2 separate regions of the Mus musculus genome follow, and region 1 is linked to region 2. The links are chromatin loops, found by intact Hi-C in ENCODE. Cell type or tissue: heart. All regions are shown on one strand. Links, peaks and the distances in the headings refer to the core of each region. The heading gives the core; the rest is flanking DNA.

Region 1 (15,869 bases), core at 5,240-13,239, 280 kb after region 2:
TGTGAATGCTCACACTCACCTCCTGTAGTGTAACACACAGGGCTCTTTAAGCTTTGGCTTTGCCTACAAACCCCAGGTCTGTCATAAACAATTGGTGTTTTTCCCACCCATCAGCTCCTCCACATACCTCTTCCGCTTGATGGCAGTTGTCGTTCACCATGGAGACATGCACTCTGGACACTTTGTCACCTACAGACGGTCACCACCTTCTGCCAAGAACCCTCTCTCAACCAGCAACCAATGGCTGTGGATTTCTGACGACACCGTCCGCAAGGCCAGCCTGCAGGAGGTCCTGTCCTCTAGTGCCTACCTGCTGTTCTATGAGCGAGTTCTGTCCAGGGTGCAGCAGCAGGGGCGAGAGTATAGGTCTGAGGAGTGACAGGCCAGCCCAGAGCCAGGGCCCATGGTGAGGTCCACACTGTCCAGGATAAAAGCAAAGGCATGCCACGTGTACACGTGCAAGCCAGCCCTCTAGAGCCCTCAGCCTTCTGTGTATTCTGAGAGCAGGCTCCACAAGGGAGCCAGACCCACACAGCACTGCCAGGGTGAACTGGAAGATGTCCTGTGTGTCTAGAGCGTCTTACCTGACAGAGGCAATGAAAAGAAGCAGATCCCAGAAGCCACCTTTTCTCTGCTGTAATATGCTAGGTGTTCTCAGAGGGCAGCCTTTGGCTAGCCCCTGACATTTCACCATAGATATTTATTTTTAATAAGGAGGCCCGTAAATATTATTGACAAGAATTAGTGAAATTATTAAAGGCAACAATTGAGAAGAAAAAGTGCCTTTGTTTCCCATTGTTGTGAGACCAAGCGTGACCTGAGAGTCACAGCTGTGACGCTGGGAAAGCCTTGTCCTTCCAGGCTCCTCAGAGGCCAAAAGAATAGTTCAAGAATGCCTAAAACAGTGTGGTGGCTCAACCTGGCATCCCAGCACGTGGAGACTGAGGCAGGAGGATCACTGCAAGTTCTAGGCCAGCCTGGGCTCCATCATTAAAACCTTATCTCCTCCCAAAGCCTCAAGACACCTCCCACCTCTGGGGACGCCTTTTGTAATCTCGAGTTCCCTGTGCCGCCCACGGAGGACCAGGAGTGATCACTCTTCCTGAGCTGTGTCATCTGCACCTCTGATCCGCTTCGGAAGATGGCTCGCTTCCTGTTAGTAGTTGCCCACGACAGGGTTTACAGGCCAGAACCTGGGCAGGGTGACCTGACAGCTGGGGTAGGAAGAGCAGGCCCTAACCCAGGGTGGCAGTCTCTCTGGACCTTGCTTTCTCAGTCAGCCTACGGTAAGGACGGAAGCAGCATGATACCTGAGCAGAAGTGGAGCAAAATCCTGCAGTTTGGCTTTAGGGCCATGCTCTAAGAGTGTGTGACTCTCATGGTTTCAATAAGCAAACGGTACACTGGGCCTCTCCCCTTTCCAGACTAGCCTCATGGACAGCCAGGGGGGGATCGTGACGGCACTGACGTACCTAGATGTTAGCTAAGTGTGTAATTAAAAATGATACCAAATTCAAACTGACTCTTCTGGTCTAAGGTTTGGAACCTGACCTATCCAAAGGTCACTGAGGTAAGGCCAAGGATGTGTTTTCTCTGCCGGGGGTGAGCTGGCAGACATTCCAGATGTGCCTAGGCATCAGCTATGAGATCAGATCTCACTGTGCATACTGAGGACTTGAGACTCTGAGACTATGCTGTGCTGGACTCCACGACACAGCAGCCCCACAGACCTGGCTTCCGGGCTGAGATGAACACAAAAGCCGGCAGTCACTTGTGACCATAGAGCACCGTGCAGGGCTGTGGGCCCCAGGCACCAGTCCTGCTGCTCCTGAGGTGGCTGAGAGGACAATTGTGTGCGTGAGCCGCTGTAGATGTGTCACCCTGACCGAGCGCTAATGTCCTTCCTCATTTTGTAAATTATTACATTAGGTAATGACCAATGATGGCTCCTAGTTTTAAGTTCTTCACAGTAGGCACCTACTTCCCGGAGAAACGTAAGCTAAGCTAGTACTTCCGCCGTAGGCTGCCGAGTGTGGACTTGCTGAAGCCTTTGTACCTGCTGAGCACTACTGCAATAAAGACGGTTTTGTTAGGAAACAGCCAAGTGCGGTGCTTTAGTCCTTTATGTACCGCAGGCTACCTGTCAACTTGTGAAGATGGCCTGCCTCTGCCTCCTGGGTGCTGCCACGCCAGGCCTGACGGGTGGTCTTTTTGGTGGGTGTCCCATGGCATCCTCCTCCTGGGTGCTGCCTATGTTTTTATAACCTTTCCTGTTCTCTGTGGTAAAGCAAACACCAACTCCTTCCAGCTAAGAGAAAGCACAGAGCACTGACTATTAAAAATGGCTCTTAGGGGCTGGACAGATTTGTCTCCACATTAGTACCTGTGTTGAGCAGCCCACAACCACCCATAACTATAGTACCAGGTGATCTGGCACCTCTGGCCTCCCTGTGCATGCACATAACACACACATATGTCCACATATGTGCACACACATGCACACACCCCCCCCCAAATACAATAATAAATAAAGACATTTTATTTCTTAGTAGGTAAAATTTTCCGAAAAGTCAAGTTGACCCGCGGAGCCAGGACCCTCTTGCGGATGGGGAGACTGTGGTACCAGTGGGTGTTGGTTGGGGGGTTCATCATCAGCAGGCTTCCGTGTGCCAGCTGCAGCCTGACCACCTCCACTGTCCTCCGGGGCCTCTTCCCTCGAGAGTCTTTGTGCCGGAAAATGAAGTCTCTGCAAGCGCCAAAGGAGACAGACGCGATGGGGCTCCCCGGAGCCAGTTCTCGCTCGTCATCTCTGTGCTCGCCGATGTGGTCGCAACCATCTTTGTACCTACAGTGGGCAAGCAAGCAATCAGTTCAGAAGAACCTCGCTCCCTCAGCTGCTAATGGAGCTGCCTCACTCTCTTGCAGCCTGCAGCAGTGCTGGCTTCGCAACCTCGTAGCCTGGCAGGCGCACAGGTGAGCCCGGCCTCGGGTGTCCGTGCTGAGTGTGCTGCTTAGAATGAGAATGGTCTCTGCAGGGTCCTGTTTGCACACTTGGTCCCCAGCTAGTAGAACTATTTGGGACCAAGCAGGTGTGACCTTGTTGGAGTAGATATCATTGTGGTGGGGCTTGGCTTTGAGGTTTCAAGAGCTCTCACCAGGCCCTGTCTGTCTGTCTGTCTGTCTGTCTGTCTGTGTCACTTGTTCTTGCCTGCTATGGTGCCAGTGCCATGCCTGTCTGTTCCCCCTGCCAGGATGATCACAGACTCACCCTCTTAAGACAAGCAAGCTCAATAAAGAAAGCCTCAGCACAATGCTTTCTTTTTTAACAGTGGCATTCCTCACAGCCATAGAACACTTAATAAGTTGCTTCTTACAATACCTGCAGGCCTCACCCATCACATCACATAGCTACGCCTTCCAGGTTCACAGCCCGAAAGCCTGTCACAAGCTCCTCCCCACATTTGCTGACCACCCCCCCCCCCCCCCCGCAGTTCAGCCCTTCCCTCCACACCCTTCCCTCTCCATCTCCGATCTTCAGTGGCACCCACCGTAAGCCCCCTCTGCTCTACTCTGAACACTGGGTATCTCCGGCTCTCTAGCTAGTTACCAAGTCAGCCGTCCCAGCCCCTGGGAGCCTCCCTCTCACCACCTAAAGTGAAATGGCTTCCCCTTTAGCTCAGGCCTCGGAGCCAGGCTGAATCAAGACGCCCTGTTGGCTGCTATACTGGAACCCATTCTAGGTGCTACGGGCACCTACAGGGTTGAGGCTGGGGGTGTGTTGAGCATCCTGGCACACAGGTCAACTCCGTACAGCAAAGTACTTTGGACCCCAAATCCAGCCCTATCCCCAATCCTATCAGTATGTTTAACTTTCCCAGTAACAGGTCCAACCCCTCTCACATCTACACACAAGCTCTGTGAAGACTCCCCTCTTTAAAAAGAAAAAGATAATTGGGCATGAGTACAGTTATTCACGGAAGCCAGAGGTGTTGGATCTGCCAGAGCCAGGACTGGGAACTGAACTTGGGTTCTCTGCAAGAGTGGCACGGCCACCTGTCTAGCCTGGTGCACTATAGAAGGGTTGTCACAAAGGAGCACGGCTTTCCTCGGAGGAAGCCTTACCTGTTCACGAGTACAAAGTTGAAGGTCTGTCCTGTCACCTCGCAGACTCGATCTCGAACACGCTCTAGAACAGGAACCCAGGGCTTTGGTGTCAGGGTAAGACCAGAAAACGTGTACGTGAGGCCAGCATCGCCATAGGTCGCCTGCTTCCTGGGAACACTGTGCCACTTTCCGAACACCTGGACCTTGGCCAGTGCACCTGCGTAGAAGAACGGGAGTTCCACCAGTGACCCTTGGGTGCAGACAGCTCCGCACATTCAAAGGTGGAGAAGCAGAAACAACGTTCCCTCTGCTCACGTTGTAAAACGCCATGTTGGGAACCTCTTACCCTAAATCATTGTGGCTTGTCCCAAGTATTCACTCTGGTGCTGAAGTAGACAGAACACAAATTCCAAGCCAGCATGTCTCAACGAAAGAGAGAGATGCCTCAGTTGGTAAAGTGTCCACCACAAGGTATTGCTCAGTATGCCTCGAATCCCACTGCTGGAGGCTCACTGGCCAGCTGGCCTCACTGGATCTGCAAGTTCCAGACTCAGGAGAGGCCATGTCTCAGTGAGGAAGCGGTCTCCAGCTGGGCTTTATGTCAAGGGGCAGAAGGAATGCACATGAGTATACTGAAAATCCACTGGATTCTGTGGCTTCCTTGTGCAGACACATGAGACATGTAGACACACTATGTGCAGACACACAAGGCATGTGGACACAATAGCATTAAAACCAGCGGGCCACAAAAACAAAATAACATGAGAGCACCACAGGGGCTTGGGACAAAGGGGTTCTGTAGGAGTCAGGGTGATGAATCGGGGGTGTGTGAAAACAGCCAAAATGCATCATACACATGCATGAAATTGCTGAAAACAAAACATGGGTGACTTGTGATAAGTTATTTCTCTGCCACGGGTGAAATGGGCCAAGACAGATTAGATAATACTAAATGCAGTTTCTTGGGGCCAGTTCACTGGCCAGGGAATTCACCATAGGGGAGGAGGAAGAGAAATAGAAATAGAAAAAGAGCTCGAGTGTACAGAGAGAAGAGAAAGAGGAGAGACCACAATGTCTGGATCATATAGGGAAGAGCCTCTGGGGGAAGGGCTGCTCAACCCCTGGGCTGGAAACAGGGTTGGGGGCAGGGTATGTCAGGAAAGGACTTGTGTGTGGGGGGAGGAGGGGGATGCTGGAAGAACCTGGAGGCCTGGTCTGCTTTGATATACAAAATACACACTCCCTTTGTCCCTGGTCCAGAACCAAATCCTTCTAAGAGAAGGCCCCTGAGGCCATCATTCTCCCCTTCCTTTTTAAAATTTTGTTTTATTTTATGTATTTAAATATTTTATTTTGCTTGCTTGTGATGTCTGTGCCCTCGAAGGCTGGACAAGGGCACCACAGTAGCTGGAACTGGAGTTACAGAGGATTGTGGGCTGCCATGTGGGTGCTCAGACCCAAACTTGGGTCCTCTGGGACAGCAACTAGTCTTAACTGCTGACTCATCTCATACATTTATTTAATTATGGTCTTTAACAAAACAAAACAGGGTGTCGACAGGCAGTGGTGGCGCACGCCTTTAATCCCAGCACTTGGGAGGCAGAGGCAGGAGGATTTCTGAATTTGAGGTCAGCCTGGTCTACAGAGTGAGTTTCAAGGCAGCCAGGGCAACACAGAGAAACCCTGTCTCGAAAAAACAAAAACCACTGAGGCCTAACCTTCGCCTCCAGCTATTTTGAATCAGTATCACGAAGATCCCAGAATGGTTCGGTTTGGGGGTTTGTTTTGCTTTTTTTGTTATTTAGTTTTTTAACTTCCCAGGTAATTCCAATCAGTTGCCAAATAATTTCGTTCTAGACCTCGTGGACAGTTCGTATGCCAAACCATAACCTAACCTAACCAGAGCTGCCCAGACCGTGACCTAATCCGTCACAGCCGGAAGTTCACGCTTCTCCCAGGGAAGGCGCATCCTGTCCTCGCACAAGCCTAACGCACGTAAGACCTCCGCCTACCAGTAAAATACTCCACTTCTTGCTCCAACTCTCGGAAAATCTTGTCTGCCTCGGCTTTGCCGAATAGGACGGTGTAATCACAGCTCAGACCTTCCGCGCGAAGGTGTCGCCAGTCCGGGCTCTTCAGGTCGCCCGAGGCTCCTCCCGTCGGGGCGGGCTCCTCCCCTCCCCCTTGGAGGTCGCGGAGGTCTGGCCTCACCAGGAACTTGTCCATCCCGCCGCCCACTCACAGCTCAGACGCGTCCTACAAAGGAAACAAGAGCGCATTAAACCTCCTAGGAGGTGCCTGGCGGGCATCATCCAGGCGGGGAGCCTGCCCTGTAGCTTAAGTCTTCCTAGCACAAGCTGACCCGAACCACGCTGTCCTCACGCCCCAGGCGCCCATCGGTAGGAATCCCGGGCACGCATCCCCAGGCCCGCCCTGGAATGGAGTACTTTTAAAGACCCGTCCGTCCTCTTCGGAATTCGAGAGCTTTGGCTGCAAACGGCTGCCCAAACCCAAAAGGCTACACATGGGAAGACGCAAGCGCAGAGAGGCATGAGGCTCGCCCAGTTACCCAGAAAAGCAGGGTTGCCTCTGCCCTGCGGCCCCGCGGGGTAGGGGCTGGCACGGGCGAGCAACCGGGCTCCACCGGAGAGCCCGGAGCGGTGGGTCAGGTCTCTGCACAGACACACGCAGCCCCAGGAACCCTCACCCCGCCCCTCCCGCCTACGCGGGACTTCCGGGCACAGCGCCCCCTGCCGGTCTCCCTGCGCACCGCAGGATGCTGCCTTCACCTGATGGCTCAGCAAGGTTAGGCCTGTGGACCAGTTCTGGGGTCTACGAGCCTAGTGTGCTACAGCATACTGTCTGGGGGGCTTGAGGGCAGTGTATGAATCTGCACTCCTGACAAAGACACAGCATTGTCTGACCACTACAGTCGACATGGAGAACAGTTATACCATCCCATAGAATCCTTCCTCCCTTAGGTTCCGACATAATTTGTCAGCTATTCCTTGCTTGCTCTTCTTCACGATTCCACATAAATGTGATGGATTAGAGGCTGTATAGCCTTTTGCGTTTGACTTATTTCTGTAAGCACACTGCTTTTAGATATAACCGTGTTTTAAAATCTTTATTTTATTTTATTTATATGAGTACACTATTGCTCTCTTCAGACACACCAGAAGAGAGCATAAGATTCCATTACAGATGGTTGTGAGCCACCACGTGGTTGCTGAGAATTGAACTCAGGGCCTCTGGAAGAGCAGTCAGTGCTCTTAACCGCTGAGCCATCTCTCCTGCCCCTGCCCCCGTGTTTTTTAATCTTTTGGGGGGGTTGTTTTTGTTTGTTTTTCTTTTCTTTGTATGTGTGTGTGTGTGTGGTTTGTTTCGAGACAGGGTTTCTCTGTGTAGTCCCAGCTGTCCTGGAACTCACTTTGTAGACCAGGCTGGCCTCAGACTCAGGAATCCATCTGCCTCTGTCTCCCAAGTGCTGGGATTAAAGGCGTGCGCCACCACTGCCCAGCTGTGTTTTTTAATCTTTAGCTTCAAGTACAGCCATTTTATTTATATACTATGTATAAACATAGAGGACATTTGTACCGTTTTTCTCCTTCCATTGCTGGTATGGAAAGACCTGTGACAGTCATTTCTTGCTCCTGGTGGCACAGAAGAAAAAAAAATCACCATAAATATTCAAGCTCAAACTTTTCTGTGAATGCTGAGTTTACTTCATTGAGAAAACGCCCTGGTCCTCGACCAGAGGGAACGTGTTATATCTCTCTAAAGTGCTGCCTATGGGAGCACACGGTGCTCTCTGCTGTCACACACCAGCAGGGCACAGCAGGTCCTGTCTTATCCACGTTGTATTTTGGAGATGAAAACAAAAAAGGGGCAATGTGATAAACAAGATTTCTTTGTACAATATGGAAGTTGTGAGCAGGGTGACAGGCTAGGGAGTAGGGGGGGATGGGGAAGAGGATCTTACAGGGAAGAATCCTAAGCCAGCATTGAAGCTTTCCAGGTAAGGGACAAAATAACATAGCATGCGAAGATTTTAGCGGGACGCTGCGGAAAGGCAAACCGCCTGGAGAACTGCTAAATTGGGAGTCTAGTCAGTTCAGATTGGGAGGCTGTAGCCCAGACTAGCCCCTAACAGCTTGTGTAGCCAAGCCTTGTGCTCCTGATCCTCTTGCCTCCACCTCCCAGATGCTGGGCTCACAGGGTGTGTCACCACTCTGTGACACACGGCGGCATAGGAGGGTTTTTCCAGGGCAGCGGTCGGTCGAGGTTTAAATTACACTTGCAGTGGCACACGCCTTTAATCCCAGCACTTGGGAGGCAGAGGCAGGCGGATTTCTGAATCCAAGGCCAGCCGGGTCTACAGAGAGTTCCAGGACAGCCAGGGCTATACAGAGAAACTCTGTCTTGAAAAACCAAAAAAAAAAAAAAAATAAAAAAAATAAATAAATAAATTACACCTGCAAAAGATCACTCAGTAGAAAAGAGTAGCTGGGATTGTTATATTAGAGGGAAGGATATAACTGAAAGCTGCACAACTGAATGTATGTCTGACGTGAGTGTGGGAGGTAAAAAGTACAAGGGGGTGTATGGCTCAGTGGTCAAGCGGTTGCTCAGGATGCACAAAGGCCCTGAGTTCAATCCCCAAAGGGGACTGAAAAGGAGGGAGGGAGGTGTATCTGGGGAAGTGGAACATTTCGGGGTTAAAGGCCTTCAATCTTTACATCAGTAAGACTTGGAGAAAGCCCCGCTTTAGAGCTAGGACAGGTAGGTAGGTAAGCAGCAGGCTCCCCCTACCTCCTAAGCCCCACCCACCCGGGGGCGGGGCCTCAGCCCCTCCCACACATGCGCGCTGGGCCTCACCGACCCCTGCCCAGCCAGCCTCCCCGCCCCCAACGGGAGCCCGCGCAGGTGGCAGCGCGCCTACCGTGAGCACGGCTGCAGGAGTCCCGGAGGTCCGTGCTCGGCGCAGGCATGATCGGCCAGAAGACCCTATACTCTTTCTTCTCTCCGACCCCCACAGGGAAGCGGACCACGCGCAGCCCGGAGCCGGTCCCAGGGAGCGGAGTGGCGGCCGAGATCGGCGGCGATGCCGTGGTGAGACGAGCGGGGTAGCGCGGGACGCGGGGGTACGGCGGGGTCCCGGGCAGGAGCGCCACGCACGCCGCTTGCTCGGACAGACTGGGACACCTTAGGGGTTCAACACAGCCGCGCGCTGTCGGCCGCCGCCACGCCGAGGCACTAGCCAATAGGGATGGGGCACGGTCGCCGCAGAGCCAATCAGTGTGCAGCGTGCCCGCCCTGCTCCTCGCGTGGTCCAATCAAAAGCGGCAAGGGGCGGGAGCTGTTTTGCCGCGAAAAGCCCACGTGGAAGGTCTTGGGTGAGGCGCGCGGGGCAGCACCAGGCAGCGCGAGACTGCGGTGCTGCGGGTCCCGGGCAGGAGAGCCGCGCACCCCGTTTATCAGCCAGACTGGGACACCTTAGAGGTCCAAAACAACCGCGCGCGTCCACGGCCGCCATGCCGAGACATCTACCAATGGGGACGGAGCTCGGCCGCCTCAGAGTCAATCGGTGTGCAGCGTGCCCACCCTGCCCTTGTATAGTCCAATCAGAAGCGGCAAGGGGCGGGAGGTGTTTTGCCGCGAAAAGCCTGCGTGGGAGCGCAGACGGGTGCAGCGGGTCCCCTGCTCGGCTGGACCATGGGCGTCTTGGGGCGGCGGTCTTTGCGGTTGGCGCGGAGAGCGGGGCTCCGGAGCCTGACTCCCAACCCCGACTCTGACTCCCGGCAGGCCAGCCCCGCCAAGAAGGCCCGGGTGGAGCAGAACGAGCAAGGCTCGCCGCTCAGCGCCGAGCAGCTCGTCCGCATCCAGAGGAACAAGGCCGCGGCGCTGCTCAGGCTCGCCGCCCGCAACGTGCCTGCCGGCTTCGGCGAGAGCTGGAAGCAGCAGCTGTGCGGGGAGTTCGGGAAGCCGTACTTCGTCAAGGTCGGTGGGCTCGGGTCCAGCCAGCCTCCCCCGTCCCCTCCCTTTCCGTGCCACACTTGACAACGATGCCGGTGTGTCTGGGTTACATGAAGGGCAGGAAGGTGGCGTCGTGGCTTCGTTTTACGTGGAGGAGGGCGCATAGAAGTCACAGGACAACTTGGGGAAATATCTCACTATCACGTGGGTCCGGAGGTTAAATCAGGTTGGCGGGCTGGGCGCCAGCTGCCTTCGTGGCTTTTTGTAAGCCACCTGGTTTACCCCAAAGCCAACAAACCCTGGGGTAGTGAACAAGAGTGAATGAAATGACCTTTGGTCTTTTATTAGAAGTCAGGAAAGACGATCGAGGCCTTAGGCTGTAATCTCAACCCTTGAGAGCTGGGGGGCTGGAGGTGAAGGCCAACCTCAGATTCTGTGCTATGGGAGGCCCTGTCTTTTAAAAAGAAGAGGGGGCGGAGTTACTGTGAAATGAAAATAGTCCAGCCCAAGAGGGGAAAGGGTGCTATGCTGGCTTCAATTGTTTTTTTAAAAAAAGTTTGGGTTTAAATCATGCGCGCACACACACAAATAGACGAGGTTTCAAACACCTTTTATAAAATAGGTTTTCAATCCTAATTCTTAGTTTCTGGTAAGAATGGGCTTTTAAACCTCCTTTTATCTTTTAAACCAGCTAATGGGATTTGTTGCTGAAGAAAGGAACCACCACAAGGTCTATCCGCCCCCGGAGCAGGTGTTCACATGGACCCAGATGTGCGACATCCGAGATGTGAGTGGAGCTGGGGTCTGGCTAGAGAGGAATCTAACAGTGTTTCAGTTAAGCCACGGGCTGTTTCGTAGTGAGTGTGTGATGGTAGACATGGAAGGTGCCGGGTTTGGTTGTGTTCCGGGTAGAAAGCTGTGTGTGTGTCCAGCTGTTTAGTCTTTTAACCAAACAAAGAAAATGCATGTATACATTTGCTTGTGTGCTTGCTTATTATTATTATTCCCTTGTTATAGTTAGTGCTAGTTTATCTCAGTCTATTGAGTGTAGGCAACGCAGGACTGGAAAAGTGAGGTTATTTCTGCTCACAAGATGTGTTGGGAAAATTGTGGCCCCCATATACTAATAATCTCAGCACCTGAAGGTTGGAGCCCAGCCTGGGCCACTTGAGACCCTGATTCAATAATACAGAAGTCAAAAACAAGGGCGGTTGTATTTTGCACAGACTAGAAGGGATGGCCTGCAGGTACTAGATTCAGGTTGCCTACCTAGCTTGTGTCACTTCCCTGCATGAACGACCATCCAACCGAGTGGCTCATTCTGACCCACGGGTGACTTGAGTCCCTTGGTTAGCTCTGTCTTCCTTGTCATGGCTTCTTTGTCTTCCTCATCCAGTCTTTCTCAGAGCTGGTAAAGAGATAAAGAGAATGAGTAGGTCTCTCACAAGCTGAATAGTCAGCTTTCAACAACTGTCAGCTGGGCGTGCAGATCTGGGCAGAGACTGCATGACCTCAGGCTTAGAGAGCCACATCACTCTGTAACTGTTCCTCTCATCTGCCATGGCTTGAGCCAGGACCTCTGACCTGTGCCCTTTTTTTTATTTGGAGAAAGATCTACGTACGTCATCAAGACTGGCTTTGAACATACTCTAGTTCGGGCCTACCTTAAATTTCTGGTCTAGCTTGGTAGTGGTGGCGCACACCTTTGGTCCCACCACTTGAGAGGCGAAGAGGCAAATATAGAGGCAAATATAGAGGCAAATATAAAAAAAGATATAAATATATTTTTGAGGACAGCTTGGTCTACAGAGTTAAGTTCCAGGACCAGACAGAGAAAAACCCTCTCTCAAAAAAGTATAGGGTCTCAAACAAACAAAACCCCAACCAACAACAAAACTCTTCAGTTTAGTTTGTTTGTTTGTTCTGGTTTTTTTTTGTTGTTGTTGTTTTGTTTTTTTCCCTTTGGCAGTGCTGGGAGGGTCAAATTCATGGTCTTGGTTGCTGTGTTTCGCCATTGAGCCACACATGGGTAGTCTTGGGGTTTTAATGCCCCACCCTCACCCCACAAGTACCTGGAATTGTAGCCTGAGCAGGCAGCCCTGGTTCATGTCACACAGTACAGGCAGAGTCGTTCCCGGGACTGCCCCAGAGCGCTGAGAGACACAACAACAGAGAGAGAGAGAGTGTGTGTGTGTGTGTTGTCACCCTAGTGCAACTGGAGGATTACCCTTTCTTTGCACACCACAGCACACTTGTAGTCAGAGGACAGCTTAAAGGAGTTGGATCTTTCCTCTGCCATTGGGTTCTGAGGTTAAACTCAGGGTATGGGGGAGTGAAGCAGCTTTACCCACTAAACCATCTCAACCCTGGAGTTTACGTTTGTAAGCAACACATAGTGGTTGTTGTACAGAGTGTGGTGGCATTGTAGTCTGTTTGGCACATGCATTACTTCCGACTCTTCATTTTTTATTTTTAATGTACATTGCTAATTTGATGGCGTGTGTGTCTGTGTGAGGGCGTTGGATCCCTGTAACAGGAGTTCACAGTTGTGAGTTCCCATGTGGTTGCTGGGAATTGAACCCAGCTCCCCCGGGAGAGCAGCCAGGACACTTAACCTCTGAGCCATCTCTCCAGCTCCTGTCTTTGTTTATAATAAAGATTTGGCTTTTTTTTTTGGCCTGCATTTGTCTTTGCTGCACATGTATGCAGTGCCTGCGGAGGCCAGAAGAGGGCCCTGTGGGTGCTGGGAGGCGAGCCCAGGTCTTGTGCAAGAGCAGCCAGTGCTCCTAACTAACTGCCGCACCATACCATCTCTGTAGCCTTTATCTTTACATACTGGGAGCCTTCTGGTCCTCAATCGAACTTGTAACTATTTTTGGAATATGTAATTGTTATCAGCTGCGGTTACTGCAGGTTACCACTGTGTGCTGTGGAGCACTGGAAGTTGCTCCTCCAGCCTGCTGGCCCTGCCCCTCCTTCCCAGGCTCTGCTAGTAGCTGTTCTCTGACTGCTTCCATTTCAGTTGGTCAGGAGGCCTGAGTGGCGCCTATAGGCTCTCACCTATTGTCTGCCTTTGCCAGCTCTCCCGTGTGTCACCTGCCGTTACTCCAGTACGTGTCTAGGCCATGTGAACTGTGGAAGTACAGTATATGGGGCGCTCTTTAGGCAGGACTGTGTCATGTACCCCAGCCTTGCCCCTGCCTGTCACCAGCCCTCGTCTCCCCTTACACTGTAGGCAGGTAGGTGATCTCTGCTTGCCGGGGGCATCTTGAGGCTTTTGGTTCTTTCCTCTGTCATTGTTAGTGGCCCTGGAGATCTCACGGGTTAGTCAGTTAGGAAGCAGCTGACTGCAGGAGCTGTGAAGCAGGTGAGCGGCTGCCATGCTTCGCCATGCCTGACCCTCAGTGAACCCCACAGCTCACACCTCGGAAAGTGGAACACGAAGCCCTCATTCTTAGTTCTTAGACACCTAGGTGTCTGGCGAAGGTTTCTGTTAGAGAGCCCACAGGCTCAGGGAAACCAGGTGTTCTGTCCCCAGTTGTCCTTGACCTGCCACCGGAGTCCTAGAACAGGAAGGAGAAAGCCTGCAGCTGAATTTGAGGGTGCTAGACATAGAAAATTCTAGAAAGGAGCCTGGGCTACAAAGTGAGTTCCAGGACAGCCAGAGCTATACAGAGAAACCCTGTCTCAAAAAACCAAAAAAAAAAGAAAAAAAAAAGAAAATTCTAGAAAGGACAGGGACTGTGTCCAGAGGTTGACCTTTCAACACTTAAGAAAGGTACTCGTCCTTGTGGCTTGCCAGGCACTCCCACGCCTGTGACCTGGCCTCATTGTCTTGGTGCTGTGGAGTACCGGAGTCTAGATGCAGATCTGGGGAGGCTTAGGTGGCGTTCTTTGCCCAGCCGTGGTTTCCCATGAGGAGAGACAAGTGGACGGCCTAGACAAGCTTACTGTGACAACATAGGAAGTGGTGGTGTAGGTATAGGAGTGTAACCGTTTGACTTCATCTATGAGGGTGGCAGCCTGCACTCATGCGGTCCACAGGCTGCAGGGACCCTAATGCATAGGTAACAGAAATGGTTAGCTTGCTGCCGCCTCTTCCCCACTCCCACCCTGAGTGATGGCGTGGGCTAGGATGGTCCCTCCTTGGTGTGTTTCCTGGTGGCTCCACTTGTTCTGGGTTTTGTCGTGTGGGAAGTGAAGAGAAACACCACACTGCCCGGAGGCCGGATGTGGGGTGGGTGAGACTGTCACTGGGGATGCTGGTGTTTCCCCGGTCCCCTGCTGTTTTAAATCCTCAGCTGATCAGCTACTGGGCTCCGATGTCTATGTGTTTCTTTAACTGAACCTGGTATTGTCTGATCGTATTCACAGGTGAAGGTTGTCATTCTGGGACAGGATCCCTATCACGGACCTAATCAAGCTCACGGGCTCTGCTTCAGTGTCCAAAGACCAGTTCCACCCCCGCCCAGGTATACCCCCCCACCCCCTGCAGATGGCTTCCGGCAGGCTGTTCCTGGCATCCTGGCAGGCTATAGGTGGCATTATTGGTATGGACTGGGTCACCGAGGACTGGCACTGCTTTGGGCTTTTGTATATACACTTAGGAAGTAGGTTGTGAATGCAGGGCTCACTTAAGTCTTCACGTCACTGACCTGGTTTCCACTCTGCACGTAGGTGGAGGTCTGTGCCGGGGTGACCTGACAGGGCTGGGGTATTAGTCTTTGCCAGTGCTATGGTTGCTGATCCCTCCCAGGCTGGCTTTGTCTCTAACCTTTTCAAGCCCATCTTGGAAACTCAAATTTTACAAACTGCTGGGGATTCTGGTTGACTGTGCTTTTCTTGTCTCATTTTCAGTTTGGAAAACATTTTTAAAGAGCTGTCTACAGACATCGATGGTTTTGTTCATCCTGGCCATGGGGATTTGTCAGGGTGGGCCCGACAAGGTAACCAAGCCAGACTGGGCTTATCTGAGAACAATGCTGGTCCCAGCCCCGCCCCGGGTGTGTGTGTGTGTGTGTGTGTGTGTACATGTGTGTGCATGAGTACTGGTTTTGGTGGAAGGAAGGCAGAGACGATACATTCCCTGGAGCTGAAGTTATAGGCACTGTGTATCCAACGTGGGTGCTGAGGATTAAACTCCGGTCCTCTGTGATTATAGAGTGTGCTCAACTGCTCAGCCACCTCCGTCCCGTTGCTTATTTGTAAATCATGGCCACACTGCAGTGTGGGAGGGGGTAGGCTCTGATGAGGCTTTGGGGGGGGGGCGGGGGAAAGGCCTGTTACACCTGTTATCCTTGGCCGCTCCTGTTTCAGCTTGCTTGCTCCTGGCCGGCTGTTCTTGGCGTCTAACAGATTGGTTTTGTTGCCATCAACTATTTGGGACCCATTCTCTTTTCTGGTTCTTCGGTGTCATTTAGGATTTGTATTTTTCTGAACACTTAGTTTTTTAATACCTCAAACTAGAAGATGCCAAAAGGGCAGACATGAAACATAACACCCTGTGTGTGACTCACGGGTCCCTCCATGCCGCTCCTGTTGAAACAGTGTGTGTGTGGCCTGAGTTGGGTCCTGCCCTGGGTCTGTTTATGGGTAGTGTGGTAGTCTCTAAAGGATGGTCAGTTTGTCTGAGCCATCTCTAACCTTCCCCCCTGTGCTCACAGGTGTCCTCCTCCTCAACGCCGTCCTCACTGTCCGCGCCCACCAAGCCAATTCCCATAAGGAGAGGGGCTGGGAGCAGTTCACGGACGCGGTCGTGTCCTGGCTGAATCAGAACCTGAGTGGCCTCG
Region 2 (15,869 bases), core at 4,083-12,082:
CTTCCCCCCCACCCCCCACGTGTTCCCAGTCGGCCTCGCTCCCCTCACAGCTCTCTGTCCCTGTCTGTCTGCCTTTACCCCTTCGCTCCTTCCCTTCTCCTGAATAATCCTCCTTTATACCAGGTCTGTGGCATGGTGTGGCCTCTCAGGTGACACCTTGGCATAAGCCTGCTGGGTACCGCCCTCCCACTGCAATACATTTTATATCACAGCTCTTGCCCACCTGTCTTCCAGGGACCATTGCCCATAGCCTCGACATGAAGGAAGTGAGCACACAAGACACTGAGCCCTGCTGTGTCCCAGCTGTGCTCCACTGCAAGGACAGGCCACAAGCCACAGTCAACTGCAAACACACTGAGGTAGTCCTGCAGCTGGCCTGCTGCGTCATGAACAACTGGACACGTTGGGTTCAATTCTTTACCTGGCAATTTCACACTTGTTGACGTCAAGGCCCCGCTTGGGCATGTAGCCCATCCCTCGCTGAGGCTCCTTGCTGCTGAATGTGTTGAGGTAGTGGACATATGGGGATTCATCCGTGATCTCAAAATAGCGGATACTGCTGTCACCCTGAGAACCAGAGACAAGTCAGTGCCCACAGTGATGCAGACATTTTCTTTAAGTGGGTGGTACTCACACCACCCAGAGTTCATGGAAACCTAACTTCAGTAGCTGTGCACTGCTCCTCTAAGCACATCTGCCTGAATTACAAGCCACTGTTTCCCCTTCTTCCTGAGAATTCTCCAGCACTTCCTGTAGAGGGCTCCCATGCCTCTCCTCTCCTGGGCCTAGAAATCAGGTCAGGGTCAGGGCAAGAGAGCGAGTGGCGCACAACTGCCCTGAGCACCAGCTTCAGAAGTCAAGCAAGCAAAGCCAAGCGGCTGAGAGCGCAGCTGCACACCCGAAGCCTTACTCCCGGGCCCCAGGAACGACAGGCAACCAGGGGCGATCAATACAGGGTCTCTCTAGAAGAAGCAGCAGCAGCGTTTCAACTGTTTCCTCTAACTCTGGACAGCACCAAAGGCTCTCAGGGCAGTGAATGAAACCCCATGGTTAGGCTGGAGAGATGGCTGAGAGGTTAGGAACACTGGCTGTTCTTCCAGAGGTCCTGAGTTCAATTCCCAGAAACCACATGGTGGTTGACAACCATCTGTAATGGGATGTACACTCAGGTGTACATGCAAATAGAGCACTCATTCATAGATAGATAGATAGATAGATAGATAGATAGATAGATAGATAGATAGATAGATAGATAGATAGATAAAAAAACAAAACAAAAGCTTGCGGTCATCATGTTTGAAGTGGTCAGCTATTTTTTTGGCAAGCTACCCAATGCCAGCAACCTAGTGTGAAAGAGGACAAGCTTTCAGCATGAACGTGCTCTTACACACACACACTCACTCACTCACTCACACACTTTAACATTAAATATGTCAGTTACACTGCCTAGCTTCTAGGGTTCTGAGGACGAGCCCTGGCCCTCTTCGGCTGGCCTGACAGCAGACGCCGTTTACCTTCCCACATAAGTAGATGATGCTGGTGTCCGGATCGTAGAAGGGGAGCAGCACCCCATTGCTAGTGTCCATTTCATGGAGAGCAATTGGTTCCTGCATGTTTTTCTGAAAATAAGTTAAAAAATACACATAAACACACACACAACACACATATATACATTTTAAAAATACCAGCAGAACTTCAAGTCTGAGCAAACACGGGTGACTTCGTGCATGTAAATACAGGTGACCTCATGCATGCAAACACTGTAAATCAAACTCCCTGACGATCAATGCAGACATCATTATGGGTCCACAACAAAAACCATCTCTTTTGAGATGTTTTCTTTTTGAAAAAGATTTTTGTTTTTAAAGGACAGCCTGGGAATTCCAGGCCAACCGTGTGTGTGTGTGTGTGTGTGTGTGTGTGTGTGTGTGTGTGTGTGTGCGCATAAGTGTAGTGTAGTTGCCTGCTGGGGACAGAAGAGGGCATCCAATCCCCTGGAGCTGCAGCTGTGACCATAGGTGACATAATGTTCTTGACCCGAGCCATTTCTCTCCAGCCACCACTTTCTCATTATAAAGAATGGCACGCTGGGGGTGGTGGCGCACGCCTTTAATCCCAGTACTCGGGAGGCAGAGGCAGGCGATTTCTGAGTTCGAGGCCAGCCTGGTCTACAGAGTGAGTTCCAGGACAGCCAGGGCTACACAGAGAAACCCTGTCTCAAAAAAACCAAAAAAAAAAAAAAAAAAAAAAAAAAAAAGAAAGAAAGAATGACACACATTGAGCAGGACTGTGTGCTCCGTCCCTGTGAGGTCTAAGCACCAGTGGAAACCCTGGAGCCCCTTGAGTGCAGGCCTAAGGTGCACTGCTTGCCTGAGCCCCACTGAGGACGAGACCCTCCTGCTAACTTAAGACAGCAAGAGCACAGAGAATCACACTGAGGAGCCTGTGACCCCCTCTGCCAGCCCAAAGCCCCACTCAAGCTGACAGAAACTTGGAAAGGGAGGAAACTGGCTTACTGGGTTCCAGAGCGCCAACTGCCGCTCGCTCATGCGGCTAAAGCCAGTAGTGAAGACGTTGCCGTCCGCCAGGAAGATGGCACGCATAGGCCTGGCTCCTTCGTGTGCTTTCTCCTTCTCCTGGGAAGGGGGCGGGGGAAGCAGATGCAGATTTCACACACTTACATTCACTGTGCAAAGCCCCCAACCCCACACACAGGCCCAGTCTGAGCTTTCCTGGGCAGGACCCTGAGGCCAAGGAGGTGCAACTGTCCCTCCTTATGAGAAAGCAGCGTCACTGAGTGGTCTGGTCAAAAGGGCTCTGGCACACATGTGACCTGCAGGCTGGGGGCAGCCCATAGGTTCTCCAGCCTCACAGGACACACAGAAGGCCACTCCTAGCCTTTCCTGGTTAATGAGCGTGCCCGAGTAGACACCCTTGGGATATGCTGGGTGGACAAACCGGACTTGGAAAGTCCCTGTGGTCGGTAAGACACACCGTGATTGCTGTCCACCCTACACAGTGCTGATAGTTAAGATGCACCATGATTGCTGCCCACCCTAGAGCCTGAGGGGATATGCTTCTGGGCTTCTCACCCACAGCTGCAGCCCTGACAAGACCGCGTGCATCTTCAGGCAGGGAATGTGACTTTGCTGAAGTCCTACTGGGTGTTAGAAGCTGAGTCTCTAAGCCGACAGTAGGAGCTCCTTCCTGCAGGCCTGTAGGGCACCTGGATAGTGTTCTTGGGTCAGGTGGGCATCAACTGGGGTGTGGTCAGTGTAGACCCCTGACAGTCTGGCTGAGCTCATCCAGGCCTGCAAAGCCCCGAGGGCACTCTAAGCTGTTTAAAGCACTGCTGGAACATGTGTGGTAGTGCGCACCTTTAATCCCAACACTTGGAGGCAGAGCCCGGTGCACTTCTGTGCTCCAGGCCAGCCTGGGCTATTCTGACTAAGGTCACCATGAGGGGACAGAGCTGAGCTAAGGCTGGACAACTAGAGAGACCAGAAACTTGGGCAGCCACCTCCCTACTCATTTGATGCCCACACTCCACAAGGACAGCGTGGCTTCTGTGTGGCAGCCTTCAGAGCCCAGGAAAGGCTACTGACCGGCCACCAGGGCTGTGTGCTGGACACACTCACCGCCACAATCTCCTGTTTCCTGGGGTCAATGACTCTCACTTTCTTGTCTTTGGATGCGGTGCAGATGAGACTACCGTTACGGCTCCAGCTCACATTGTAAATCATGTCTGAATGCATATCGTCCAAGTTGATGAGGGCTTCCCCTGTCCCCACGTTCCAGATGATAATGGCATTATCACAGCCTGTCACAAGCAGATCAGTCACCAGGTGGGAAGGGCCCACAGAGCATGCCAGAGAAAGCAGCCAGCCCCACAGGGACAGAAGCATGGGAGGGAAGGTGCTAGAGACAAGAGGCCCCGCCTACTAGGCTGGAGTGATGTGATCTCTGTAAATGAACACTTTAAAGCCAGCCCCATGAGAGCCTCTGTCAACCCAACAAGAAGCTCAGCACAACAGAAGTCCCCTGGGGGTCAGCTGGACTAATGGAGCCAGGCGGTCTGTCTCCTTGGCTTGCACAAGGCGAACAGGAAAAGGGTGAGCTGCATGGTCCCCACAGGTCCTTTCTGCCATGCTGCCCCTCAGCTAGCTTCCCAGCCCATGACCTGCTCTGGAGGTCATCAGAGGGCTGGGGGGGGGGGTCAACAGTGGCTAAGCTGGCACCTTACAATGCCTTCTGTATCAGTAGACGCCCGCCTGGCATTACATTCCTAACCTCACACACCACAAACAGCTCCTATCCTTAGTTACAAACTGATCTGGCCAACTTGCAGAAATACATTAAAACAAAACAAACCAGTATTGTTAAGGTGTAATTCACAATAACCATTACATATATCTAGGTAAGTTCTGACAAATGCCTATACCAAGAGAAAGCTTACTGCCATCACCCCGAAAGCTTTCTGTATTCATATATGCATGCGTGTGTGCTTGGCCCCGCCGTGTAAAGGCCAGAGGGTGCGTCTTTATTGAAGTAGCCTCTCACTGGCCTGGCCTGCCAACCCATGCCAGGGAACTGCCTTTCCTTCTCTGCTTCCGCGGCACTGGGATAACAAAGCTCACCAGCATGTCAGGCTTCCCTAACACAGGTTCTGAAGCCCTGTATTGAATGAGTCACGTCCCCAGCAGGCTGGGCCAGCCTTAAACTTACTGAGCCACCATACCTAGTTGATGTGTTGCTTTTAGGAAAAAGAAAGGGAGGGAGGGAAAAGAACGAATGCACGAATGAATGAATATAAAATTTGAGCAAAGGCAAAAATTTCTGTAAGATGAACTTGGAAATCATGCCACAAGAAGCGGGTGAGTAGAGAGACAGAAAGTGCCAGGGTTCACTGTGGAGCAGTCTAACAGAAAAATTCAAAAGCAGCATTGGTGTTCAGAGCCGGGAGCTGAGCAGACAGGCTGAACTTTGCCAGCAGGACAGTGTGGGCGAGGACAGCATGGCCCGTGGGAAGGCGCTGGAGCACACACATCAAGGTCCAAACCCAGGTGTTTGGAGTCTGCCATAGCTCCTCGGTGCTCCAGTGGGGTCCCACCCATCCCCCCATCACAGGGTGAGGGCAAAGCAGCCTCTGGGCTCCTACCTGCACTGAGAAGCACATTGCGGGCCGTCGGGTGCCAGGCCACGATGCCAACTCTTTTTGAGTGCCCTTCTAGAATCACCACAGGCTCGGTCAGGGAAAGGGTGAGTCCATTTTCCGGGATCTGCCAAACCTGTTGGAACAGGAAGGAGATTATTGGTCTAAAAGCCGCTGTCACCTTTGACTCCCAGGTCACTATGGCCACCCAGTGGCACTAAGGCGCAGGTGACGACTGTGTGCCTGATTTAACTGTAAATCTACTAAGTAAGCACTTGGGAACTTTTCTTTATCTGTGACCTGCCAGGCCAAGGGTGTCCTCAGAACCACAGGTTGTTCACTCTGACTGAGTAGTGTTCTCCTTTCTCTATGGTAAGATTTCCTTTCTACAGTGCGGTAGAAATATTCCCACATCCCACATGTAAACACAGCCCATGTTCACACTCGTGCGCCAGCAGAGGGTTTACCTCAGTGTTCTCTGAGGGATTCCGTCATTTTGTGCTTCTCCCTCACCACTGTCTAGTGGGTACTAGACAGCTCTGAACTATCACGTATTAAATATCATGTGAGTCACCACGTCCCACATTCCTTTATGAGATGGTGAAAATATTCAAAAACTTGTGTTGGTGGGTATATGCATTCATGAACATATTAGAAACCACCGAATTGTACATTTTAAATGAGCATATTCTGTATAAATTGTATCTTAAAAAAAAAACAACCTTACTTGCTGCTGTGTACTTCTGTGTATTTGGTTTTGTTTGTTTGTTTTTTTGAGACAGGGTTTCTCTGTATAGCTCTGGCAGTCCTGGAACTCACTTTGTAGACCAAGCTGTCCTCGAACTCAGAAATCCGCCTGCCTCTGCCTCCCCAGTGCTGGGATTAAAGGCGTGCGTCACCACGCTTGGCCTTCTTCTGTGTATTTGTATGTGTGCGTGTGTGCATCATGCCTCTGTGTGTGTGTGTGCATCATGCCTCTGTGTGTGTGTGCGTGTGTGTGTGTGTGTGTGTGCATCATGCCTCTGTGTGTGTATGTGCATCATGCCTCTGTGTGCGTGTGTGCATGTGTGCATCATGCCTCTGTGTGTGTGTGTATCACGCATGTGGATGTCAGAGGACAACGTTGTACAGTTGCTTCTTTTCTTCCACCTTTGCATGGCTTCTAAGGATTGAACTCACATCACCAGGCTTGCATGTCAAGTGCCTTTACCTGCAGAGCCATCTTGTTGGCCCCATCAATTATATCTTAACGAGGTATATACTTAAGAAAAGAGAGAAAGAAATCCATTTGGGGGTCTAGAGCTGGCTCAGTGAGTGAGCGCTTGCTCTACGGGAAAATCTTGAGCTTGGATTGCTAGCACCAAATAAGGAGCCAGCCGTGGCCATGCATGCCTGTGATTCCAGGACTTGCTGAGGCGGGGTGTGGACACAGGGGGACTCAGAGCTTGTGGGCCAGCTGGTGGGCTCCTTATTCAGCAAGGATGTGAATCAGAAGGGGGTGAGGTAGAGAGCAAGAGGGGCAACGCCCAGCCAACATTGTTAGTGCATTTACTGCGTACAGGCACAGACACACCAGCTGACTGACGGTGACAGGCAGAAGGGTTAGCACATCCAGACTGGACACTGTCACAGGGAGGGGAAGGGAAGGACGCGGCCGAGCGGAGGGAAGCAGACTCAGTGATGAACACTGGGAGCTGAGGGCTCTCTGCCTTGTTTCTTGCTTTATTTAGCGTCTTGCTATGTGGCCCAGTCTGGCATCAAATTAAAAACAACCCTCCCACCTCAAATTCAGAGGCAAGACCCCAAGCCTCAGCCATGCACCACGCCAGGCAAAGATGGAGGCTTTCAGAGTCAAGATACAAAACTACTCCCTAAGAACTGTCGCAGGTAAGTGGACTGGGCCTAAGGCCCAGAAGAGCATCACTGCACAGTGTCCGATCCACAAAGAGTGAAGGTTGACACAATTACCCTCTAAAAACCTGGATCCTCTCCAAGAACAGCAAGTGCCCTTTGTGGCCCAGCCATCTCTCAGCCTGACAATCATTATTTTTTGGATCCTCCTGCCTCAGCCTCCCGGGTGATTTGCATACTGTCATAGCTGGATTCCACTTGAAGCAAATAAAACATCTCGTGCAAATCACAGGAAAATAAACCAACCTCCTGAGGCCCAAACCTAGAGGTCACCTGATGTTCCAGCCCAGCTCCCACCATGTGGTGACATCTGCACAGGCAGCTGAGGCCAGAGGAGAAGGGGCGCTGGCACGGGTCTTGCCTAACTCGCCCTGGCACAGGTCTGCTCCCCTGGGAGCAGGGGCCACTGCTCTACTTTCCAGTAGGGCAGCGGAACCTGGCTGAGTATAATCACAACTGCAGCTGAAGAGAACGCACGGGAACAGGGGGATCACTCTGACGAAAGCGTGATGTTGCAGGAACCTTCATGAACGACTCAAGGGGTTGTTGTTTTTTGCTTCTAACAGCAAGTGTGGTAACTCCACGCTCTACCCCCAGGGGTCGCCCTTGCCTCGGCCTGCTTGGATCCCAAGGCCAGCAACAGTGAGCAGGGTGGCGGAGGCGCAGGGTGTCGTCAGAATCTGCACCCTGGGACTCAGGAGCAGCAAGGCTCAAGCACGAGCTTCCATTTCTCTAAACTTCTCCTTCGCCCATGGCTTGCTTCAGTAGAGGGGAAATGTCAATGATGAAAGCAGAACATTTGTTATAGGACAGAATTTTAATTTTTTCTTATTGTGTATTTTATGTACGAGCACTTTGTTTTCATGAACACAGAAGAGGCCACCAGATCCCATCAGATGGCTGTGAGCCACCGTGTGGTTGCTGGGATTTGAACTCAGGACCTTGGGAAGAGCAGTCTTAACAGCCCCATATGCCAGTGTCTTAAGTCAGGCCGGCTGGTGTCTGCAGTGCACGCTGAGCCGACTTGATGGCAGGTAGATGCACTAGACACAGAGACTTAGCTCCTTTCGCCCTGGGTCCATCACACATCTACTGAGGAGCCGCCACAAAGCAGGTAGTAATGGCTTGGAGGCTGAATGGGAAACTGAGCTCTCACAAACTGACACCCAAATACAGACGGTGCTGGAGTCACACAAACACACCCCAAGTGTGGGCCACCCATAGCAGCGCGCTCCACTGCCCTGGGGATGTGCATTGAGGCGGTCTCGGGGTATGCACTGAACCTGGGGTGATGGTGGACGGTGGGCATGCTAACGTGGCGATGTCCACTGTGTCCAATGCTGTGCTGACTGAAAATGCAAGTGTAGTCAGGACCACACCACAGGAGTTGGCTCCATAGGGAGTCTCTGAAGAAACAACTAAGAATGAAAAGAAGCAGGGGAAAGGGAAGAAACAGGGAAATCAAGTAGTCAGTTTCAACAGAAACCCACCAAATGCACAAAGCATCTTCTAAAAATCGAGCAAACAATGCCTGGGAGAGGCTGGCCGAGGGGCGGGGGCAGCAGAGATGTCTGGGAGAGTCTGAGAAACAAAATGTAAAGACACCAGAAGCCGAGTGATGAGAACAGAGCGAGATGTGAGCTGTGGGCCCTGCCACAGGCAGCACGCCTGCCCCCTGCTCCCCCCCCACTTTCTAGTGCTGCAGGCCTACTTACCACTGTCACTAACTGGCTCTCTGCCTGGAGGGGGCCTGCTACTTCTGGTAATGGCCTGTCAATGTCACTGAAGGTCTTGCTTGGGGACACAGAGCAGAGTGCCACTCTATTCTCATTCTTATGCACATGCTGGCAGGCTGGCCTGGGCCTCTGGGGCTGGGATGCTAATTAGCCACGTTAGCACTGAACCCTTAGGTGCTGGGAGCCAAACTCTGTGTTTATACTGAGGGAGCATGGCCTGGCTTACAGAGGGTTCTGGAAAGGTCAACTGAGCTAATGTTCTGCACAGCACTACCCTAATAGGAAGCTGCTCATGGGGAGGAACACAGAGCTACAGCTGGAAGGCCTAGGTTCTGGACACTGCCCTCCTCTTGGCGGCATGAACCTTCTGACAAAACTGTCCTCATCTGAGCCTGCGTTTCCAAGCGATGTGATGCGTCCTGGTCCTGTCTCCTCTGTGCCACTGCAGTGATCCAATACAAACATGCAGATCCAGGCCTTAGACAAGGCCGAGCACACCTCTGCTCTCCTGTGATCACACACACTTTTAGGTTTGAGCCCCAGAACTTCTGAGAGGACTCTGGTCTTGTAGTGAGCTCATTAGTACCCACTTACATCCCACATGTCATGTGTGTGAAAGCTCTTGTTTATGCCTGGGACAATTTGTGCTGATGCTGTCTGTGAGGGTTGGAGAGTTTTTCTCTGTTCCTGTGGTTAAAGACTGGGACCCCAACACCAATCTGCTTTCTCAGAAACACTCACTGAGCAGGGAGGCAGACGTCAGACTCACCCTCCACAGAGGGTCCAGAGCAACACCTCAGCACGGCAGGGACAAGTCTCTATCCTGTCTACTGAAAGAAAAAAGTCTTTGAGTCTCTAAAAATTCTATTGGATGACACATTACCATAGTAATGTTTTGTTTTGAAAGAAAGAAAGGAAAACAACCTAATCAGCCCCAAAGGGCTTCCAGATGAAAGCGGGGCTCAACCACTGCAAACCCACTGAGGTTCTGAAAACACGCTCGAGCACATGTGCGAAGCCTGCATGCTGTGTCCCCTCCACATGTGAACGGGAGAGCAGGGCTGCAGGAGGCAGGGCAGGGGAACCTGCTCCCATAAGCAAGCAAGGCAATTGGCTTAATGGTTTTATTTTTCAAACATGGCACAAATTTAAAATACACAAAGTGTTTCCAGAGCCCACTCTCCTATCTTGATCACCCGCCGGGAACTGACTACTGAGCAAGACACTAGAGTTACAGCCATGAAGTGCTTCCTTGCAAAAGGTCATGTTTTTACAGAGCCCAGGGCACTGATTTCAAAGGGAGCACAAAGGCGAGAAGGTCTCAAGACGCGAGATGAGGGACTTGCTGCAGAACAGTCTGGAGGCTCCACGAGGCCTCACGAGGTAGCACGTGGCACCTCTGCACTTTCTGGAGGGCAAGCTGAGCCTGGGACTGAGGCTGGATCTGCCGAAGGTCAACAGCCCGGAGGTGATCTGTACCCCAGACACACCACAGGACACCCCACATCAGGGCTTCTACTTCTGTTGTAATGAATAAAGTCTGCTGAGAAAATCCAGGATAGAACCACAGATACACCAGGTACCGTGCTTACCTTTGTTTACTTCTGTAAGATAAGGACCTATGTGGGAAGAGAGGTGAAAGCACTCGCTATGAATAGATAATCTGCGACTGCCTCGGATGGGACAGTGGGGACAGCTAAGGGATCCTTTCACCTCAATCTGAATCACAGCCTCTGCATCTGTGTCTGATGCTGTTCCCAGACAAGGGCAGCCAACAGCAGTGCAACCTGGCCTGACTGTTCTTGGAACTATTTCAATCACTGCCACTTACTGGGGCTAAGATTCCTCCGAGTAAAATACTGAGAAACCACAATCCGAAAAACTCCATAGGACGCTACAGAGTCAAAGAGCAGAGCGCACAATACCAAACCCTGGGCTGGAAGCAAAGGGCAGCTCCCGGGATGAGAGTTTACCTGTTGCCTGTTGGTGTCAGCACTGCTCCAAACGGCAGGCCCTGGCATGCAAGCTGCCCACCACACTCCACTAAAGGCTGCTTAAAGAATATGCCTTTCAAAGGAGAGCCTGGGCTGGCAGGGTGGCTCAGTGGGCAGAAGTGTTTGCTGCCGGCCTGACAGCAGGGTTCAGTTCCTGGAAGCCATGTGAGAACACGGCTGTGATAGTGTACTCCTACTGGAGGGAGACTACCAGCAGACAGGAGAGCTGCCTGGAGACCACCAGCCAGCTAATCCTGGAATATGTGGTGAAGCAGAGACAGGAGGCCCTACCTTAGCAAGGCGGAAAGACAGAACCAATTCCCAAAAAGGTGTCCTCCACAATAACAGGTAAAAATAAAATAAAATAAAATAAAATAAAATAAAATAAAATAAAATACAGAGAATTAGCCAGGCAGCGGTGCATGCCTTTAATTCCAGCACTCCTGAGGCAGAGACAGATGAATCTCTTAAGTTCAAGGTCAGCCTGGTCTAGAGCTCCAGGACAGCCAGGACTGCACGAAAAACTCTGTCTTGAAAACAAAAACAAAAATCAAACATCAAACCAAACAAACAAAAAGCTGGAGAAGCTGGGCAGGATGGCCCACTCCTGTCTGTAGTCTAGCATTTGGGAGATGCAAGCAGGAGAATCCCAAGTTCTAAGCTATAGGCAAATAATGGAGATTGTAGTCCCTCTAACACGGAGAGACACCACTCCAGCACAGTTCATAAAATGAACAGACCCATGTTTATAACTCAGTGGGCTTAAACGATCCAAAGGCAGTTTTTAAACTTTGCCTTACCCCTCAGCTCTGTGAGGGGCCGGCTCTGCTGTACTCCTACAGAATGTTGCCCGAGGTGTTCTTGCTGCCATGTGTCCGTGACGCGCCCTGCACTCACCACACAAGTCCTCATGCATGCCCAGCTCTGCGTGATCCTCTGTCCGCACGCCTGGCCTTACATCAGCTGCCCTACTGTCTATGTGGGGTGGAGGCTGAGAGTGCCCTGCACGCCTAGGAACTCCTCAGTTGGGCAAAGACCCTGGAGCTCTGCCTATCACCTGCAGCTCCAGGGACACTGCCACTTCCACCACTTCCACTAGCCAGTGTTTGAGCAACTATCCAGGGCTCTTCTGGTTTTTTGTTTTGTTTTGTTTTGTCTTTTTTGCTTGTTTTTGTTTTTGTTTTTAAAAAAACGGAGGGGGGAGAGGGGAGGGGGGCTTGAAAGTCTACAACCTCCTGCCAGTTTGAACTGTCCTTAGCACAGGGTGGAGGGGATGGTGGTGGAGGGCGGAGTCAGCAGGGACAGGAAGCCAAGCCTGTAAGGCTCCCTCCGCCCTGACACTTCCCAGCCTGTCAGCACGCTCACTCGGAGCCACTGAGTAGGTGAACAGTAGCCTCTGTGTGGCCCACACTTAAGACAGAAGGAAATTAGGAGATTTGGCCCAGAGCACTGTTCAACTAACAGAATGTTTGCTCTGCCAATGCAGGAGCAGCAATAGAGGATTTCTGTAAGACAGAGGTCTGAATTACAGCTGGTGTTGGAACTTCCCCAAACCTCAAATAAAAACAAAGCTGGTAACAGACCAAAGCACCCCAAAATCCTACAGACGGAAGCACCCTACTTCTCTGACCTAACGGAGCAGGTCGCTGACACACTCTGGCAATGGAGAGAGGGTTGCCTTTCTTAGCGGCCGCTGATCACTGGAGCCCCCTACCTCCACCCCAAGGACTAAAGAGGCAGGCGCAGGCTGAGCCTAATGTTCTCAAAACCCATCAGCAAGGGCTCCTCTCCCCAAGACAGCCAAGACAGGCATCGGAGAGAAACCAGGGTGAGTGGCTGACCCCATTTGAGCAGGTAGGAAATGGGGGAGGACCCCACACAAAGCCCCTCTTCTCTCCCCGCAGAACATAGGAATGGGAAAGGCACAACAAAGACAGGTCAGAAAAGCAAGGCAAGCCCCGTGTTTCTTAACATCAACATACTCTGTGAGAGCAACAAGTCAAACCAAGCCATCTTCTGGAAACTTCTAACAAACACACAGGGATTAAGTGTGAACACTCATATGCATATACTCACACATGCATACACTCAGGCATGCACAAGCATACTCCCACTCCCACAGAGAAAGAGGTGGACTGAAGGAGATGGCTCAGCAGTTAAGAGCACTTGTTGCCAGAGGACCCAGGTTCGATTCCCAGCACCCACACATCAGCTCACAACTGTTAACTCCTGTCCCAAAGGATCTAATGCTGTATTTTGTCTCTGGGTCTTTTGCAGGTCCATGGTGCACATAAACTCAGGTGAGCATACAAACACATAAGAATAAACACAGACTCGGGAGGCAGAGGTAGGCGGATTTCTGAGTTTGAGGCCAGCCTTGTCTATAAAGTGAGTTCCAGGACAGCCAGGGCTATACAGAGAAACCCTGTCTCAAAAAAAAAAAAAAAAAAAAAAGACCAAAAAAACAAAAAAACCCACAGACAGAACAAATAATGTACTCCAAATAAAAAATAACGACAAGATGCTAAGAGGAGCAAAGGCCCAAGGGAAGATGGCAACTGGGCCCCAGCTGTCATAAAGAGACCAAGAGGCCTGGTCTGAAGAAAGTCTAAGAGTGCTGGCCCTGGAGAAGACATCCAGCCCAAAGCACGGCCCACACCTGCTCTGTGGGCTACAGCAGTCAGAGCTATTCTCTGCACTCAGCTGCAAACACCTCCTGCCATTCATTCACCAGGTCACCTTCCCAAGTGCTCAGGCTGGTCTCCGAGGACAGAGACTAAGCAAGGGAAGCTGCAGAGACTGATGTATGGGGTGAGGAGAGTGGCTTGTAAAACAGAAGTCTCCATAGGAAGCCACCGGGCTGCCTTAGCGTCTCACACTGAGAACAGGGCTCAGCTGGTGCTGACAGCACACAGGCTATCTTCCCGCTGCCCACACCGTAAGATGGGTGCTTTCTAAGCACGCTATCACCGGGAAGGCCAGATGGATATCTAGTACACCAGAAGACTGTACCATCACTGCCACCACTGCCTTCACACAGGCCACAATGAGGTCACCAGCACTAGAGGGCCACGTTCCTTGTCCAAAGGCTGTAAGACTTGACTAAGCCACATTAAATGTGTGGTCTACACAAAAGTACAAGTTCTCCGAGGTAACTAAGATGTAAGAAGCAACAGGACCAGGAGCAAAAGCCAGGTGTGCAAATCAAATCCCACTGGGAGACAGAGGCAGGAGGATGTCTGTGAAAGTTCCAGGTCAGCCTGGTCTATATAGACCTTCCAGGCCAGAACTACAAAGAGTGTCCCAAAATAACAACAGCAGTCTGCAGCAAACTGACCAACACTGAAGACAAGGCCAGGTCACAGAGCCTCGGAGCTGGGCATGGTGGGACACACACAGCCTCAGCCCTCTGAGAATGGAGGCAGGACATTGAGGGCTTGAGATCAGTCTGGGCTGTAATACAAGACCCAATCTCAAGAAAACAACAAAAAGAAACCTGGTAGTTTGGGATAATTTTCCAGGATCAGGGAGGCGACTTGAAATTAGGGGGCTGGAGAGATGGCTTCATAGTTAAGATCACTATTGCTCTTGCAGAAGGCCTGGGTTCTGACCCCAGCACCCATGTGACAGATCATAACATAAACACCTGTGACTCCAGTCCCAGGGGATCTGATGCCCTCTGCTGGCCTCTGTGGGCACTGCACGCATGTGGTGAACACTCGGACACATATCGTTCAGGTTGAGCCTCCACCCCAGACAAATGGTGACAACTGGTGGGTGCCTGCATTCCCCCAGAGTCTGTTGTTTGTAACGTGGGAGGGGAAGCGACAGAGCTCAAGATGTTCACATCTACCTGCAGGAGGTTCCGCTTGCTCCTGCCGTAAACTGCAAACACTACCTGAACACCAACCTTTGAATGCTTTCATCCCGGATCTAGATCAGCAGTTCTCAGCCTGTGGGTACTGAGCCCCTCAGGGTCACAGACCAGATATCCACTACATTACGATTCATAACAGGACCAAAATTTCAGTATGAAGTAGCAACAAGAATAATGTTATGGTCAGGGGTCACCACAGCACGAGGAACTGTGTTAAAGGGTCACAGCGTTAGGAAGGTTGAGAGCCATGGTTCAAGATCTTGTCCAGAACACCAAGGACGGGCAGACACACTGTGGTCACAATCACCCCTAGCACTCAGACCAGCATGCACAAACATCACTTTCCATTTAAAGAACCTGGGATGTAGAGAGAACCTCCTGTGTAGTGTATGGCTACATCACCGACCAATAAAAATAAATAGATAAATACCCCTATGGCCAATAGGAAAGTGCTGAATAGAAGGGTATCTATCCCATAAGCAGAAAGGATTCTGGGATAGAGCCAAGCACTGAAGATTCATCCCTGGACACAAAGGAGGAAAATTCATGAGAGCTGAGCAGAGGTGACCAGCCACATGACAGAGTTTAGATTAAACAGAATATTAAGTTATGAGCTAGTCAAAGAGCGAGCCAAAGCTATGGCCAAGGTGTCTGTAAACATAACAAAGGTTCAGAGACACTATTTCTGAGAACAGGGATGCAGCTTACAATAAACACCCCACAATACTGGGGATGGGTGGGGGTGGGGTGGGGGGTACGGAAACAGCCAATTCAAAGGCTAGCAGAGGTGCCTTAAAAACAGGGTAAATGGAAGAATCTGATGCTTACTGCCCCGTCCTATTCCATCTGGAATACCAGGCAACTGAACAGATGGTGCAGTGCCCTGCAAAATTTGGCTCAACTTAGAAAACAGAAAAGCAGCAGCTACGAGAGCCACTCTGGGCTCCTTTACTGAGTCACCAGGTGTAGGAACAACGCTTCAATAGCTGTGCAGACCCAAGAGGACAGAACCACAAGTGCCTTGTGGACCTACATAAACTTCAGGATCTGCACATTTGCACCAAATCCAGACCAGGGCCCTGACCTGCTCCAGAAGGACTGTCAGCAAAATGCAGACTGCTGAAAAGCATGGGTCAGAAAACCAGCGCTCTACATCAGCCGCCCTGGAAGAACGGCGACAGGACAGACAGACTTAAAAG

Evidence for each region. Hi-C counts contacts between places; a loop is a spot of excess contacts. Peaks named below come from ENCODE experiments on the same cell type or tissue, not always from the same donor. Only the 100,000 strongest peaks of a DNase experiment are listed, where the experiment ranks them.
Region 1: it touches region 2 in a loop (3-fold over the local background); 4 of 42 quality-filtered maps call a loop at or near these places.

What each region holds. Positions count from the first base shown.
Region 1 is chr5:114,121,410-114,137,278 of GRCm38, forward strand. Alkbh2 (alkB homolog 2, alpha-ketoglutarate-dependent dioxygenase) reads right to left here and starts at 6,809. Exons shown (of 4, transcript NM_001359941.1): 1 at 6,674-6,809; 2 at 6,117-6,360; 3 at 4,123-4,321; 4 at 2,517-2,845. The coding sequence starts at 6,330. The coding sequence ends at 2,539. Ung (uracil DNA glycosylase) reads left to right here and starts at 9,747. Exons shown (of 6, transcript NM_011677.2): 1 at 9,747-10,104; 2 at 10,772-10,867; 3 at 14,455-14,552; 4 at 14,938-15,026; 5 at 15,744-15,869. The coding sequence starts at 9,820. Usp30 (ubiquitin specific peptidase 30) reads left to right here. Exons shown (of 13, transcript NM_001033202.3): 13 at 115-1,515. The coding sequence ends at 379. In heart, for the core only: a CTCF peak has its summit at 12,799 (motif pointing right); DNase peaks (open chromatin) are centred at 6,332, 9,432, 9,692, 10,192 and 2 weaker places; H3K4me3 peaks cover 4,428 bases; H3K27ac peaks cover 4,156 bases.
Region 2 is chr5:113,847,013-113,862,881 of GRCm38, forward strand. It overlaps Coro1c (coronin, actin binding protein 1C), which reads right to left. Exons shown (of 11, transcript NM_011779.3): 4 at 5,159-5,288; 5 at 3,639-3,820; 6 at 2,517-2,636; 7 at 1,515-1,619; 8 at 422-567. It overlaps Gm52824 (a long non-coding RNA gene), which reads left to right. Exons shown (of 3, transcript XR_003955977.1): 3 at 235-1,516. Among named protein-coding and RNA genes, the nearest start is that of Gm52824, 13 kb to the left of the region's middle. In heart, for the core only: a CTCF peak has its summit at 10,802; DNase peaks (open chromatin) are centred at 7,659, 9,029, 9,819, 11,748 and 1 weaker place; H3K27ac peaks cover 6,165 bases.